Linked DNA regions of Mus musculus: regions 2 and 3 are each linked to region 1. A link is a loop called in an ENCODE intact Hi-C map of the cell type or tissue named here. Cell type or tissue: left cerebral cortex. All regions are shown on one strand.

Region 1 (5,000 bases):
TTCATGAGGCTCAGCTTTAACAGGGAAAAATCTTTTAAAGGCACCTATGACTAAGCAATAACAAAAAGGGAGGATTTTTGAGAACCAGGACATGCCTGCACATACAGGTAGGCCAGCATTTTCCCAGCTATTGTGTCCTTGTATCAAAAAAGATTGGGTTAAGAGCTTCAGTAGTTTACGGGGATTTTCCAAGTAGTATTTTATTCCGCCTTCTACCCCACCCACTTAAATTCTAAGACAGTCTGCCTACTGAGCAGGCAACCAGCCAGCCTAAACTTTAAACCAATCATTCTTGTACTTTTTTCTATATCTGATTAAGTAACTGACAAAGTAGATTTTTGGAGATGTAGTTTAACTCTTGGCTAAGGAAATCAAGTCTTAGCAATCACATGAAACATAACTGACACACTACAGGCGCATTACATGTGTCTTAGTATACATGTGCACTATTTCTAGTTATTTAACTTCTTCTAAAGAACAATATTCCTAAAAGAAGTCAACACTCGACAAACAGAGTAGCTAAAAATAGAAAACACAATTTATTCTTAAAATGAAATTTACCACAGCACTGGAGGAACAAGGGAAGGACCATATGTAAAAGTATTTGTAACACCCTAGGCTAAAAAACAACAAAGAAAATAAATTAACTGCGACCTAACAGGACAAGTGTGGTTTGCTCAGGTGTAAAACTAAAAAGGACTTGCTGGGGACGAGAGGATGTAGAGCAATTTTTTAAAATGGGTTTCCTCCAGACGCCAGGTCAGCAAATCAAAGTAGTCTAAACTGCCATAGGAAACATAAGCCGACGGGGTGTCCCAAGTCCGGAACCTCTAAACTCAGCAAAGGGCCCCTGGAGCCGACAGCTGCGGCAGGGGACTGGCTCCCTTGGGTCCCCTCGCCAGTTGCCAGTGCGGGGTGTGTGACCCCTGCGTGTCCACCGGGTCCGAGCCCGGCGGTCACCTGCCCGCGCGTCTCCTACGGGCGCACGCGCTGCGCGTCTCCCGCGATCCCGCCCGCTCGGCTCACCGCCACGAAGCCTGAGCATGAGGCGACGAAGACGCGGACCACCATCCTCTCGCTGCGTCAGGGATCGCCGCTGACTCGGTCACAGAAGTTTAACGCGACTGAGGTAGCTGCCGACTCCCGTGCGACCGTCGGAGAAGACCGCAGCGACGCGTCTGGCTCCCGCCGCTCCGCGGATGAAAGCCCAGCGCCTCCGCCGCGGGCTGAGCGAGAGGCGGGTGGGGCCAGGCGGCCGCGGGGGCTGACGGGAGTTGTAGTTTCCTTGGCGCCCAGAGTGACCAGGCACTGCGCTCCTTCTGTCCGGCGCCTGCTTCACGGGAATTAATCGTACACGCAGGTGGTTTAGGAAGGACCCGGAAGCGGGACAAGCTAATTGGCGGGAAGCCAGTTTACAAGAACACAGCAAACAAGACAAAGGGTTGGGTGGAGGATAGTCCAAGCTTGGGTTTTGTTTGCGGTGGAGACGGGTGGAGCATCCTCTATCAGAAACAGCCATGGAGCTGAGGCGACCCACTGTTTTAGAGACACGCAAAGGCTCGCCCCAGAGACCTTGGCAGTTCACGGGCTTGGACAGGCATGGCAGTGGGTTGAGCTTTTGGTGTTTTGTTTCTCCTGCAACCCTGAAAAACTGTTGAAGAGGAGTGTTGTTATTTTTCCTGGAGGCGGTTTTATTATGTAGCCCAGGCTGGCCTGGAACTCAACTTCACCCTCCCTAGCAGGTATTACAAGCATACATCACCACGCCTAGTTTGCAAAGGGAATCTCTTTGGTAAATGAAACAGGCTTTCACTTTATTCTAAAGACACTGAAAACTGGAAAGCCAAATGAGAACAAGACCGATATTTTATTTTTCTTTGCAAAACTGTAATTGTAGTAGAAAAGAATAAGTACTGATAGAAATGAAAATCCCCCTATCAACATTGGGAATCAGAACCCTCCCTCCCCACCCCCTACCCCGCACAATGCCTTTGCCTCTGTGCACCTACTGATATTTACAGTTGAGCCAAATCTGTGTCTTTTTCGAAATCGCTGTGCATTCCAACGCGGTATCCCAGGAGGATACCATTAAAGAGAAAGCTTTCATGAAGTGGCTAATAGGTTCCGAGTAGTGCTTTAGCAGGTTGTATTGGCTTGGCTAAGGCTCAAGCCACTCCTAGTTTTGTGGAAGTGAACCAGTTTCCCTCACACTACTGTATTTACTTTCTTCATTTCACCAAGGGACTTTAGCAGCGTTCAGGGAATGCTGCTAATTAATTCTAGAGAGAAGAAAATTGTGTGATGAAGTCTCCCACGTTTGCAAGTTTCTGGCACAAATGGTTGCTTGAAGGACTTTGGTTTTTAGACTTACTAATATTTCAAGTTGCCAACCTTTCCTGTGGCTTATGTCTTAAATAGTTTTATTTGTATGTATGCATGTATGTATGTATGTATATTTTTGTTTGTGTAGATCCATTTAGCACAGCATACTTGTGGAGGTCATGGGACAACTTTCTCCTTCTACCGTGTGGGTCAGGATTAGCAGCAAGTGTCTTTACCCACTGAGCCATCTCAGTGGCCCCTTCATTGCTTATCTTAATCCACTTTTGTCATAGGCCTCTTTAAACTTAGTAGAGTAAGAATATATAATCCTGGTGGGTCTTTATTTCTTTTTAATGTTAAAAACTTAAATATAAGTTCTGCTGTAGCTATAACACTCTGCAATTGTTCTTTAGCTTTTGCTATCACAAACATGGAAATGAAGGCATATAAAATGTGAAATAATTTTCACAGAAGTAGATACATTATTTCCTGTATAAATATGGGTCTTTACAAAAGGAACCATTCCCTCCCCCCCAAAGTATAGAATTAATGTAGCAATGGAGATAAACAGCTTAACAGTAGAACTCAGAAGCGCTCTGAGGAAAATGGATAAAAGAAATTGACTAAGTCATTTCCTCAGTCAGCAAATTGGAATTGCAACTGGGGAAGTCAGGCAGCACGGAGCTGTGACATAGAACACACGGCTCTGAGGAACTGTGTTAGTCATCTTCCTGTTGTTGTGACGAATCACCTGGTGACCAAGCCAGCTCAATCAGTCAACAGGGTCTCAAGCGAGGGAATGAGGATTTAAAAAGAAGAAAAACAGTTAGACAAAATTATAACCTGACTCCTGCCTGTACGGAGGCTGAAGCAGCGTTATTTCTCTCCAGCCTGCATATATATATATGCACACACACACACACACACACAGATCATTCTAGGTATATCCAAGACAAAAGTAATGGATCGAAGTAGTAAACAAGGAGATCACACAAGAAAGTAATTAAGCAGAGTAGTATGCAAAAAGATCACATAAGGAAATAATTCAGCAAAATAGTAAACAAAGCCCCATGCTCACTGTTACTCTTATCTAGGCCTACTTCCTTGTCTAAGCCCAGTGACAAATACCCAATTCCTAGAAGTCGCACCAAAAGCTCTCAACAACCTGGGATAACTTAAAGAGGGCAAAGGTCAGCCAGGTGTGGTAGCACAGGCCTGCATCCCACCACTTGGGAGACCAAGTCTGGAGGAGGCGAGACCACAGACTTCATGACACCAGAAAGCAAAGGAAGAGAAAAGGAAGTGGATCTCAATGTGCCTCCAGAGTCCGTAGTGGCTTTGCTTTCCCTCCTCTAAGTCCCACTGCATCCTAGTAGAGCCCCCACAGACTGGAGACCAAGGCTTCAGTGAATGAGCTGTTGGGAGATGTTCACAATCCTAGCTGTAACTGAAGCCGAGTCTGGTTGTCTGCTTCATAAGAGCCAGAGGTGCTAAAGGAGCAAACCAGTAAGAGGAGGGCAGTAACACAAATAGGAACTGACAGCTGCACCAACAGTAGCCCTGGCTATGCTGTGAGTTAAGGGGTTCTCAACCTGCATCTTGTCAAGTTTGTCCTCCACCCATTTTTACAAATAAAGTTTTATTTGGCACACATTCCATATTGCTTACTAGCAGAATAAGAAAAGACTCCATGGTCCTCCTGGTCTGTTGCTTTCACTAGTCACCCTTTACAGAGAAAGCCTGCTAGTCCATTTCTGGTTTAGCCTGTTCTGTTATCACAGACTGGTGACACACCTCTGTCTATATCATAAATTCTGACTTGCTTAAGCCATCACAAATGGCTTTTGTTTTGCACAAAGAACCCAAACAATTTTGTACTTAGTCTGTAATAGTCCAAGGATGACTTAAAGATCATTGAGATAACAACTCTGCTTTTATTTCTACCTCTGTTTAAAAAATTGGTGTCTAGAGATTATATGCAACACTAACTATATTCTCAACCCAGGAACCAAGTGAGAAAGTAGAGACCCAGCATTAGAAAACAAACTGGAAGGGTACCTTGGAGCTCCCTAGAGTCTGATCTCTTGATAGAGCAGTCAGGTAAAACTTGAGGACAAGACTCAGGAAACCAAGTATATCAGAGTTGCAACCGTGTCACATTGGGCTTGATCTCCCTCAGAACTCATACTAGCTCATCTGCCAAGATCGTCAGCATTTCAAGGAGAAAACCAGGGGTCCCTGGATCCTTTCTCAAAAAGAAATGTTCATAATGGTGTTTCAGAGTACAGAGGAAAGGCTACTATGGAAAAAGGTTATCAGAATCTTAAGCACACATTGGTACAGGTGTATGCTTCCTTGTCACTGCTTTCAGGAAGAAGCTCTGCTGCCAGAACAGGTAGCCACCATGGGTGGGAAGTAATAATGGGGAAACATTTAAGACATTAGCAACAATCTGAAAACAGGAAAATATTGAGACTTATCTTAGTAACAAAGCCATAAGTGTTGCTACTACAGACCGCTCAGATGCTTAAGACAAGGCACTGGTGTCCTTTAGTTATTATTCAATGACAAAACAAAGATGGGATCTTTTCCTTCAGTCATGTTCATGAGCCTTCTAACTTCTACCTATAAGGCCCTTAGGCTGGGATGGACAGGCGCTAGGTTGAGCAGTCCTGGTG
Region 2 (5,000 bases), 49 kb before region 1:
CACAACACACAAAACTCTGGAAACTCCCTGGGATTTATCAAATGGAATTTTACGTGGATCGGGCTTAACACCAACTAGCCCACTAATGCCCACAACCTGACAAGCTTTCCCTGGGAAGAAAATTGTGCATCAATCATTTGGTCCATTCATAAAGAAAGGTGTTCGCCTTTCTCCTTGTTGCAACAGGACTGCAACAAGCTCTCAGCTTCAGCATTTAAAAAAGACTGCAGAACAGCCCACCTTTAGCAAAGCTTGGGGTGCAGGTGGCAGAGAGGGCTGCTTGATGGATCTTTCAATTTCTCAAACATTTCCTTTTCAGAATCAGAGTGAAAGGCCTAGCATCGTGCAGGCTAGGTGGAGATTTCAGTCAGCCCTTTATCCTATTCAAGATTATTTCTATGTGTGAGATTAACTCTAAATATGCCAGGATACAGGAGAGTAACCTCAGTGTTTGCCAGTGTTCACCCAGAGGGAGCAGGGACTTTGCTTCTTAAGAACCATTGAGGACCATGCTCTAGACAGCCCCTTCCTGTCTGGGCTGCTCTGAAATCTCACACGTGCTCCTACATCAAGCAAGAATGTGTGTCTGTGTTATTCTGAAAAGCCTAAGACTGTCAACTGTCAGAGACAAAGGTGCGTGACATGGGAAGTGACACTAGGCAGCCATCGTGGTGTCTCTTTTTCCTTCCCAGTATGCTGGAGCTGAATGCAGAACCTGTGTGTGCTATGCAAATGTCCTCGCAGGGCTGGCGCCAACGGTTCACAAAATATATCTAACCAAGCATTTTCTTCCTCCAAAAATATAATCCCTTCACAAAATAGAACAAGCAGCTGTTACTTTGGGGAGCTGCATTTAAAAATATATGTGCATGTGTGTGTAAGCAAACTACAAGAGCTGAAAACGCCTTTGCATACTGACAGAGCAAACTCTATTAACTTACTATATGTAACCGGTGCACTTCTTAAAATATATCTCTCAAGTAGTCTTATGCATACAGTGAAACTTCCCCCTTGCAAGAGATAAAAGAGACATTTTCCAAAAACAGCAACTCTTTTCTGCCCTGTAACTTGGCTGTGATCATTTGATATTGCAATGGAGGTTTTGGAAGCACCTGGAGAAGCCTGGAGAATTTATAGGGGTGAGGGTTTCCATCACAGAACGGAGCTGAGAGCATCCAGCTCTTCCAGCAGGCGTTATTACAAAGTACCAGAGCAGTGACATTTGTGACTCTCCAACAAGAACCCTCAGAGTCAATGTCAGTCGGCACTGCTTTCTTCTTTTGGATTCAATTGACGTTACCATCCTGGCAAAATGGTTTCAAGGATGGGACGCAGGCAGCTTAGAGAGGAATGGGTTTCTGCAAGGCCAGTTTCTAATAAAACATAGGGCAGGTTCAACGTTTTCTCCCTGATGGTGTCGCCCAATTACCTGTCAGTCATTAAGGAAGTTGACCTATCACGGGGAGAGTACTTTCAGGTGAGTGAGGCAACTGCAGACGAATCAGAAAATAAGAGGATCCACCACCACAGAACTGATTGGCTCAGAGCAATCATGCAGTCCCCATTATTCCCATGTCCTCCAAAGACACCTTCTCCAGGTCAGACGAAGTTACTGATTGTGTGTGTGGCTTTGTCACAGTGATGCATCAGGTAAGCAGGCGAGTGCTGAGTACCAGGGGGTGCTCCAAACGCAACTCCATCACCTTCTACTTTTTACCTCTAAGGTTCCGCCTATTAAACACAAGAGGGGAAAGGCACGGTCATTACACTGCATCGACAAGAACGCTTGCCTTTCGCAGTGTTTTGTTTTTGAAATGTCAGGAACAGATATGAGGGAGGTTATAATGACTCACCCTGTTACTGAGAGGGCGAAGTCTCGGCTTTTAAGCCAGAGCCTCGACTTCAGTCCTACCCACCCAACCTGCAAACAAGCAAAGAAAAGCTCCATCTCTCTGCAGCCACCAAGTCTCCTTCTTTGAACACTGCTGTGCTATTAGCTCACAACAGGTGGCTGTGACCTCCCAGGAGCATGAAGAGGTACTGCTTAAGGGTGGCCCTGGATGAATGACATCATCAGAATGGCCACATCATTCATAACGCATCACCACCCCTGTTGTCCAAGTGCCACTCTGTCTGTCCCCATGACCCAATTAAACAAGTGTCACCAAGAAGCCACTGCAATTTGCTCCAATATAGCCAAAGGGTGTGCAGTGCAATCAGCAGTTATGGATTCTGAAAATCACCCCTTGTCTTAGTGACCTGGGAGCAAAAGTCTCCATACCAGCTGCTGAATCTTTAAAGAATCTGTGCCTTTGGAGAAAATGAGACCAGAGATGGTGTGTACTCAGTATCTTCTATGAGGTTTTGACACAGCCTACTGGCTTCTGCCTCTGGAAGGTAATCCTTGCCCCAGGCTTTCCCCACCACACACACTGCCCCATCCCCCAATTCTCTGAAGATAAATCTGGATTGTTTAATATATTTGGGTGGAATATTTTATATAAATACTAATTTTCCTAACAAATATTCAAATGTCTGACTGGCATAAAAATAGTCTTAAGAACCTGTAAATACTTTCTGTGTGGGTGTGCCTCTGCTAAAAACCATGTGCATAGGAACCACCCACAAGCCATCTGCGGGCTTGCTGATGTAAAACAAGGCGTGTTCTCATGGTGGAGGCTCTGCTGCAGGTGCTGCAGCGGGGCTACTATTACTGAAAGCCTCTGTCTCCTCTCACAGGGGCTTCAGATGGTACCTGTCCTAGGCAGCCTCAAAGGACCCGCTACTTCGACAAAGCTTCCAGAATGCACTGCAGGTTCGGCTGCATTAAAATAGATACTTTAGAATTCAGCCTCCACTTGAGCTATAGCCAAGCCTCAGTTACTGTGTATGTCTATGAGGATTGTAAGGCGCACTGGAAAAGTGTCAATATGGTTGGCTCTGGCTAGTGAGTTTAATATTCTATTTTACACATATTTACTTCTTTACAATTTAAAAAAATAAGCCTAACTGACTTTTCTAGTCACAAAACCAGTCTTTTTAAATGAAATAACCAAACTATTAACTTACTTGGTTTTTATTTTTAAAGTAAATCTTGTGCTTTATATGGCTATGAAAATATTCATTATTCCTAAGTCTTTGCACAAAACAGACTCAGGTTCTTCACATTTTCCAAAAGGTATGATGCGATACGAGGCTTTAAAAATACTCAGGTTGGATTAGGAAGTGTGACACCTCTTTCAGGTCTGATTTGAGATGCCTCTCAAATGTGGCTCTGCTTCCGCCATTTCATAAAGCTGCTGCCCCTTGGCCTTGTGGGGCATCCATCCCACATCCTTGCCAGGACCCCCGCATTCTCTAGTCTCTCCAGCACACAGCCCCTGCACTTCTGTGCCCCACCATGGTTCAAAGCATCTCCAGGTGAGTGGGATGCTTCAATCACGACATCTATGCAAACTGGTGTGATGCTGTGTTAAGAAATGAGGAGAGGAAAGCCCAGCCCTGGGCAAAGGCAAGGGGGATCGCTGGGAGTTCAAGGCTAGCCCAACAGACATAATAAGTTCTAAGACAGTCAGCCACAGAAAGGCACTGTCTCAAAAGAAACAACAGCAGGCTTGGTGGCGAGTGCCTTTAATTCCAGCATTCAGAAGGTAGAGGCCAGTGGATCTTGGTGAATTCCAGGTTATCCTGGTCTCAGAGAGTGCAGGACAGCCCCAGGATGACACAGAGAAACTGTTGTCTCAAAAAAATGAAAAAATAAAACAGCAACAAAAAACAAAAGAGAAATAAGGCCAGGAGAAAGCTTTTCATGATCAGTACAGATGTGATTCCCCATCTGTGACCAAACAAATCATAAACGTGAAAGGTACAGACACAGGGGTAAAACACAATGTGAATTTATAATTTAAATAAAAACTAGCTACCTATTTTGCTACCTTAAATTCCTCTTCAGAGAACAGGGCTATCAATTAAAAGTAAACTAATATTTTGATTTAAAGAAGTTAAAATTTTTGTGTGTATCCCTGCAGTCTATATTTACCCGAGAGACTGCAAGTTTAGCAGGGTAGATACATGCCTCTCACCCATTCAACCTCAGTCCCTAAGGTCTGCTCCAGCAGGATAAACTCTGAAGCGAGAGTCAGAGGGCTTACCTACCATGGGTGCTGAAGCCCGGTACAGAGGGTTAGCCTACCTCCAAATACACAAGGTTAACCTACCGTGGATGCCGGCCGTGGCTTCAGGCCTAAGAATGAAAAGACTGTGTTGCTTTCCTTCGATTCAAAAAAACTGTCATAGTCCTAGAAAAAGAAGAGAGGAAGATAAAGCCAGTGAGCACCGGCAAGCAATTACTTTTACAGTTGATGCTTTCATAAAAATCCTGCGTGGAAGAAAACAATGTACCATTGCTCGGTCAAGGCCAAGGAAGACCTACAAGCACCCACTGGATTCAGTGTGTAGTTGAAAGGGCCTGTTGTAACAAGTCTTTTCTTTCTTTCTTTTTATTTTAAAACCCAGAATTAGGACAGGATTTGGCAACAGAAATAAAGGAGCAAACACTCATTTTTCCTTGTGTGTCAAACTAGAATTTATCTGTACGTGCTCACCCTGATCTTAGATTATACCCACTAATAAGGAGAGCCACACCCCAGTGTCATGCTTGATATTTTGCTATCCAAGACTTAAGAAAGAAAGAAAGAAAGAAAGAAAGAAAGAAAGAAAGAAAGAAAGAAAGAAAGAAAGAAAGAAATCAATCACTGGTCACCCGAAAAGTCACAAGGGTCTGCAGGTGTCAGTCTTAGTGGCAGGCTTTGGCTCTGCTTTTGCAGTTTCCTGTGGACAGGCTCTGAGAAAAGAAACACAGTGGCCAAGCAGGACAGCTACAGAGCAGGGGAGTTGGGGGTGGGGAGCTGACTTCTGTCTGCAGCAATACCCTTGAACTTCATGTTCTTTGTACTCTGGACAGCATCAGCCCAGGAGGAACCTGGCCATCGCCACATGCG
Region 3 (5,000 bases), 99 kb after region 1:
CAAAGCCTGGTTACCTTGGCAATGCTTGGCTTTATCAAGGTCCCCTATGTCTTTGAGGAAAAGAAGGACTTCCTCTCAGGGCTAATTGTCACCCTTCTAACCCTATCTCTGGCTACCCAGCATCCCCTTCGTCAAGCCCCCTCCTTTCACATGCGATCAAGACCCTCAATGGCAATTGCAGTGTCTTTTTACCCAGAGAACTAAACTGGACTCTGGTCTATATCACAGAGCCTTTCTAGCCAGGGTGATTTTGGTTCCAGTTTCAGATATTGCTACACTAGAAATAAATGCTAGCATTTCAGATGTGGCCCATCAATGGGAAACTCTTTCAACAGCTGTCTCAAATACTCTATCTCAGTGGGAACACCAAAACACTGAACAAAGGGGCTGTAACTGACTAGCATGCATCATGAGATGTTAACATCCCTTTTTTTTTAGACACTGTGGATTAAGATGAGCTATTCAATTGGATTTCCACCTCTCAGTCCCCACCCACTGAGCTTCATAAGAGTAAAAAAACAAACAAACAACAAAACCCCCCAAACAAAAACAAAACAAAACAAACAGCAAATCTCTGTAAAGGCAACTAGTTTCTTCTATCCTTTCCCAAACTCAGGCTTCTTCTGCTGAAGATGAGGAGAGGCCTTTTCCAGGGCGGGACTTGACACCCATATGTAATCCTGAGGAAGGTGCTGCTGAGTCCTAATTATCCATGGCTTCTTCGAGGGTAATAGTTCAAAATTTCCAGGAATCAGGAGGAAAATCTCCCAGGCAACCTTCTCCCTAGCAGGTGGGAGGGGGAAGCCTGAGAGACTTTGAGAGATGCTTTCCCCACTATTTGTATGGCTCACTTGGTATTCTAGGGGGAAATGTTTTAGCATTCCTAAATGTGTTGAATCATGTCACAGTGTTGTGATCAACTTCACCTTTGTCCCGAGTACTAATTGCGGTGTTCCAGGTTGGGTCAAGGCATGTAGAAATCGCTCTCTGATAGAGATACCATGACCTCATTCCTACGTGCTTCTTTGATCCTTGGAAGTCTGTCATTTATCTGTCTGTCTGGACACTGACAGCATGGGCTGTTTTACTTAAGACCACTGCTTGTAACGATTTTGTTCAGAAAGCCTGTGTGCCCCTTTGTTGTTCTCCAATAACAACGTATTGGAAGAAGCATGCCTGGGGAGGAGGCTCAGTGGAGACAGTGCTTGCCTAGCGTGCCTGAGACCCTGGTTCATGTCTAGCACTGCATAAACCAGGGTGGTTGGTGGCAAAGGCCTGTAATCTCATCACTTTACTGGTAAAGCCATAAGGATCAGAAACTCAAGGTCATTGTCAGCTACTAGGGAATTCAAGGTTAACCTGAAGTAGAGAATGTCTCAGAAGGAGGAGGAGGAGGAGGAAGAGGAGGAGGAGGAGGAGGAGGAGGAGGAGACATAAACTTGACCAAAAGGACACAATACTACCAAGTGTTAGCAGGAGGCTGAGGACAGGTTGAAGTTTTCCTTTGGTTAGATCTGCAGGCAATCATTTAACACTGCATTTGCAAACCAGTAATACAACTTCAAAAACCACTGTTGTCAAAGGGCCAGTGTCTGGGGCAACACTTCTTCACAAGCATCTTTACATTTTTGGCACATTTTTTTCATTCTCTGATGTAGGTCACCGGTCTAACGGGTACTTAGCCATATGTAGTGGGAGGGAATAGTTTGTTTTCCTATGACATCTTATTTCTAAAATTGCTTTCCAATTGTTTTAATTACCAAGATAAAACTTCAGGTGGTGAGATCAAATATGAGTTATACTTAGCGAGGCACGCCAACTAAAACAGAAGGAAAAGTGGGGGAAATTAACTTGGTTTATTCCCAGGTTTCGTTCATTTGAAAGCTTTGGTTGGAAAGCATCAAATAAGATATAAGTTATGCATCATTTTAACGGATTCAAGTCCGAATGACTGCAAGGCTGCTCTCTTTTCTTACACTGCCAAGGATGGGCAGGGCCACAGATGCATCCGGTATCACAGGCGCGGCCAGGCCCTGAGCTGAGTGAGATGCTGCGCCACAAAGAGCAGCGGCTATGGAGGGAGGAGGAGGAAAGGGCAGCGTCATAGCTCAGAGGAGTGAAGGGTCAGGTGGGAGGCTTAAATCCGGGGAAACCCGCGGCTGGCCTGGCTGGCTGGACTGGCTCGTAGCGACCTGCACTCATCGCACTCATCGTCCTCTCAGTCACCTTCTGAGCCACAAATAGAACCAGAGGGCGACCGAGAGAAGGTAGATCAGAGTGCTTACTCCGCGGGCGGCACTTTCGACAGTTGCTCCTTTATTTAATGCTCGGGCTTTAGTCGTAAACCACACAAAACGTGGGAAACCTTAAACATCTTAAAAATCATTCCTAGAGCTTTTTTTTTCTTGGCCGGATTGAATATTATTAAAAATTAATTCTTAAAATAACCCTCTGATCTAAATAATGGCTTGTATCAGAGAAATTGGTCACCCACTGGACAATAGGAAATGGCATAAGCCACTGCGGGGAAAATTGCTCTTTGCGGGCGGTATTAAAGCTTTTACTCATGAAAAGGCACAGTCCTATTGGGCTTTATTTTTTAATTTATTAACTTAAATTTTTGTTTCCCTGTCAAGATGCAGCGCGTCCTTCCTCAGGTTGTTGCCTGAGTAGAAATGAGCCTACTCCTCCGGATCCCTGGATTAAGAGGTGTGCTGATAAGGGCTAATGACGGACTCTGGGGAAGTCTGATTTGTGGCAGTTTTCCTGTTTTTGTGGGTTGAATATCTTCACCGCATCTCATCTGCGGCCAGTGTAAGGTCAATTACTTCATCGAATTGCTGCAGGCAACAATGTGCCTTGGGAGGCCAGTCCCATGCTCCGTGCTGGGTGCTGCGCCCATTAGGGTTGTCACACCAGCTGCAGGCAGATTTGAACACCTCTCTGAGGTGATGGTGGGATTGGAGCTGGCCTTCACATTTGGCTGCACGTTTTGATTTGCTAAGTGACTGAGAGAACTCTTGAGAACCTCTAGAATGCCATATCGGGGAGATGCCGAATTTCTGGGGGCTCCACCTTCTCCTGTTCCAGTTTAGCAGGGCAAGGAAGGTCTGGAAATTCTAGTTTTACAGGACAGGAATTCTAGCACTCAGGAGGACAAGGTAGGAGGACTGCACCAGTAGAGGTCAGCCTGGACTTCAGAGCAAGACTGTCTCAAAATAAAAAATGTAACTAACAAAAGTAAACACACACACAGAGAGAAAGAGAGAGAGAGAGAGAGAGAGAGACAGACAGACAGACAGACAGACACAGAGACAGAGAGACAGACACAGAGACCAAGAGACATAGGGAGACAGAGACCAACAGAGAGGGAGACACACACACACACACACAGACAGACAGACATAGAGAAACATACACATACATAGGGAGAGGGAGATAGAGTCAGAGAGAGATAGAGAGACAGAGATAGAGACAGCAGAGACAGGCAAACAGACAGATTAACACACAGAGACAAACAGAGATACCTATACACAGAGAGAGAAACATACACACACACACACACACACACACACACACGGTGGGACGGGGGGACAGGGATTGAGATTGATCCCCAAATCAGCAAGGCAGTCTCTGATTTGAGAGTTATAAACTCTGTACGAGTATTGTTTGACGACAAAGGCCTAAGTACTGAAGAAAACATTAGAAGCCACGTGAATGACTTATGTCTGTATTTTCTTTTATAAAATCTGACAATGACATGAAACCATAGATACAGATCAAACACCTATATACCAGTGTAAGTCCATGGACAGTACTAAACTTACCATCATTCTTGATAAAATACTAATCCTGGCTAAAAGAGACTCACCAGGTTTGAATGGAGTTGTATTCATGTAACCACAGATCTGTTTAAAATGAGAAGGACCTTAGATGTGGTTTCTTCCAAGGATTTTCAGATGTGCTTAGCAAGTTCATTAGAACCTCCTTAGAAGGTATGTGTGGGGGAGTGGGGTGGGGTGGGGGTGCAGGGAGGGAGAGAAACACAGCAGAGGTAGCAAGCCATTTGTATGCAGTCCTCTCTGTCATGTACCTCATTGTGCCTTTTCACAGTAAGGAACTCCTTTGATGAAATCTGCTTCCTGTATTTTAAATCTGGGACTTTTTATTGCTGAAGTGGGCGGTGGCAACTGACGCTGTAATTTGCTGTCCTAAAAATAAAACAAAATCAGAAAAAAAAATGAAAAGAAAGGAAGAAAGGAAAAAAAAGGAAGAAAGAGAAAAAGAAAGAAAGGAAGTGAGGGGAGAGAGAGAGAGAGAGAGAGAGAGAGAGAGAGAGAGAGAGAGAGAGAGAGAGAGAGAGAATGAGAGCAACACTGCCACAGCTAGTAGAAGGCAAAGTCAGATTTGGAATTAAGGACGCAGGCTTCTAGTTCAGCATCAGTTTTCTTCTCAGAAGCCGGCTTCCCACCACTACTTCATGTTACTCTGTGTAAATACTCTAAACATGAGGCACCTACTACCGGTGTGAGCCGAGTGAATGCTTAAGGTATGGCTGTTCCGCATTAAGATGTGTCAAAGGATGGAGACATTTAATTGAATTATCTAGCTTTACAGGACAGGAATTCTAGCACTCAGGAGGCTGAGGCAGGAGGATTGCCCAATAGAGGTCAGGCTGGAGTATAAGTTCTCAGGCTGGAGGACTTATAATTATGAGCTTTTCTTAAATTTAAAAGAAAAAAAAAGTCTACCAGATTGGTCTATACAAATATATGAGGAGTGAAACTCAACTTTTGATATAGGCAAGTTTTTTTTTTTTTAATTTAACACAGATGCAAAGCTCCTCCCCCAATTGAAATAAAGTCCACAAAACTCAGATACTATTAGTGATTCACCTTCCAATTTTAAAGAAAGTTATCAGTAATATCTAAGTGGTCCAGTTTCTTTTTTAACAGAAACAGTAAATCACTCAAAAATTTCATCAAGTATTCAACAATTCA

What was found. Peaks named below come from ENCODE experiments on the same cell type or tissue, not always from the same donor. Only the 100,000 strongest peaks of a DNase experiment are listed, where the experiment ranks them.
Region 2: a loop joins it to region 1, with 4 times the contacts of the local background. A loop is called at or near these places in 4 of 42 quality-filtered maps.
Region 3: a loop joins it to region 1, with 2.1 times the contacts of the local background. A loop is called at or near these places in 7 of 42 quality-filtered maps.

The regions. Positions count from the first base shown.
Region 1 is chr9:83,544,530-83,549,529 of GRCm38, reverse strand. It overlaps Sh3bgrl2 (SH3 domain binding glutamic acid-rich protein like 2), which reads right to left and starts at 1,192. Exons shown (of 4, transcript NM_172507.5): 1 at 1,027-1,192. The coding sequence starts at 1,071. In left cerebral cortex, no CTCF peak of the experiment used is centred here; DNase peaks (open chromatin) are centred at 178, 1,278 and 2,218; H3K4me3 peaks cover 1,620 bases; H3K27ac peaks cover 952 bases.
Region 2 is chr9:83,593,956-83,598,955 of GRCm38, reverse strand. Sh3bgrl2 (SH3 domain binding glutamic acid-rich protein like 2) reads right to left here. Exons shown (of 4, transcript NM_172507.5): 3 at 4,218-4,298; 4 at 1-1,731. The coding sequence ends at 1,720. Among named protein-coding and RNA genes, the nearest start is that of Gm39384, 23 kb to the right of the region's middle. In left cerebral cortex, no CTCF peak of the experiment used is centred here; DNase peaks (open chromatin) are centred at 823, 1,947 and 2,627; H3K27ac peaks cover 2,364 bases.
Region 3 is chr9:83,445,137-83,450,136 of GRCm38, reverse strand. Gm2087 (predicted gene 2087) reads right to left here. Exons shown (of 3, transcript NR_102437.1): 2 at 4,094-4,211. Among named protein-coding and RNA genes, the nearest start is that of Lca5, 6.5 kb to the right of the region's middle. In left cerebral cortex, no CTCF peak of the experiment used is centred here; a DNase peak (open chromatin) is centred at 2,102; H3K4me3 peaks cover 914 bases; H3K27ac peaks cover 698 bases.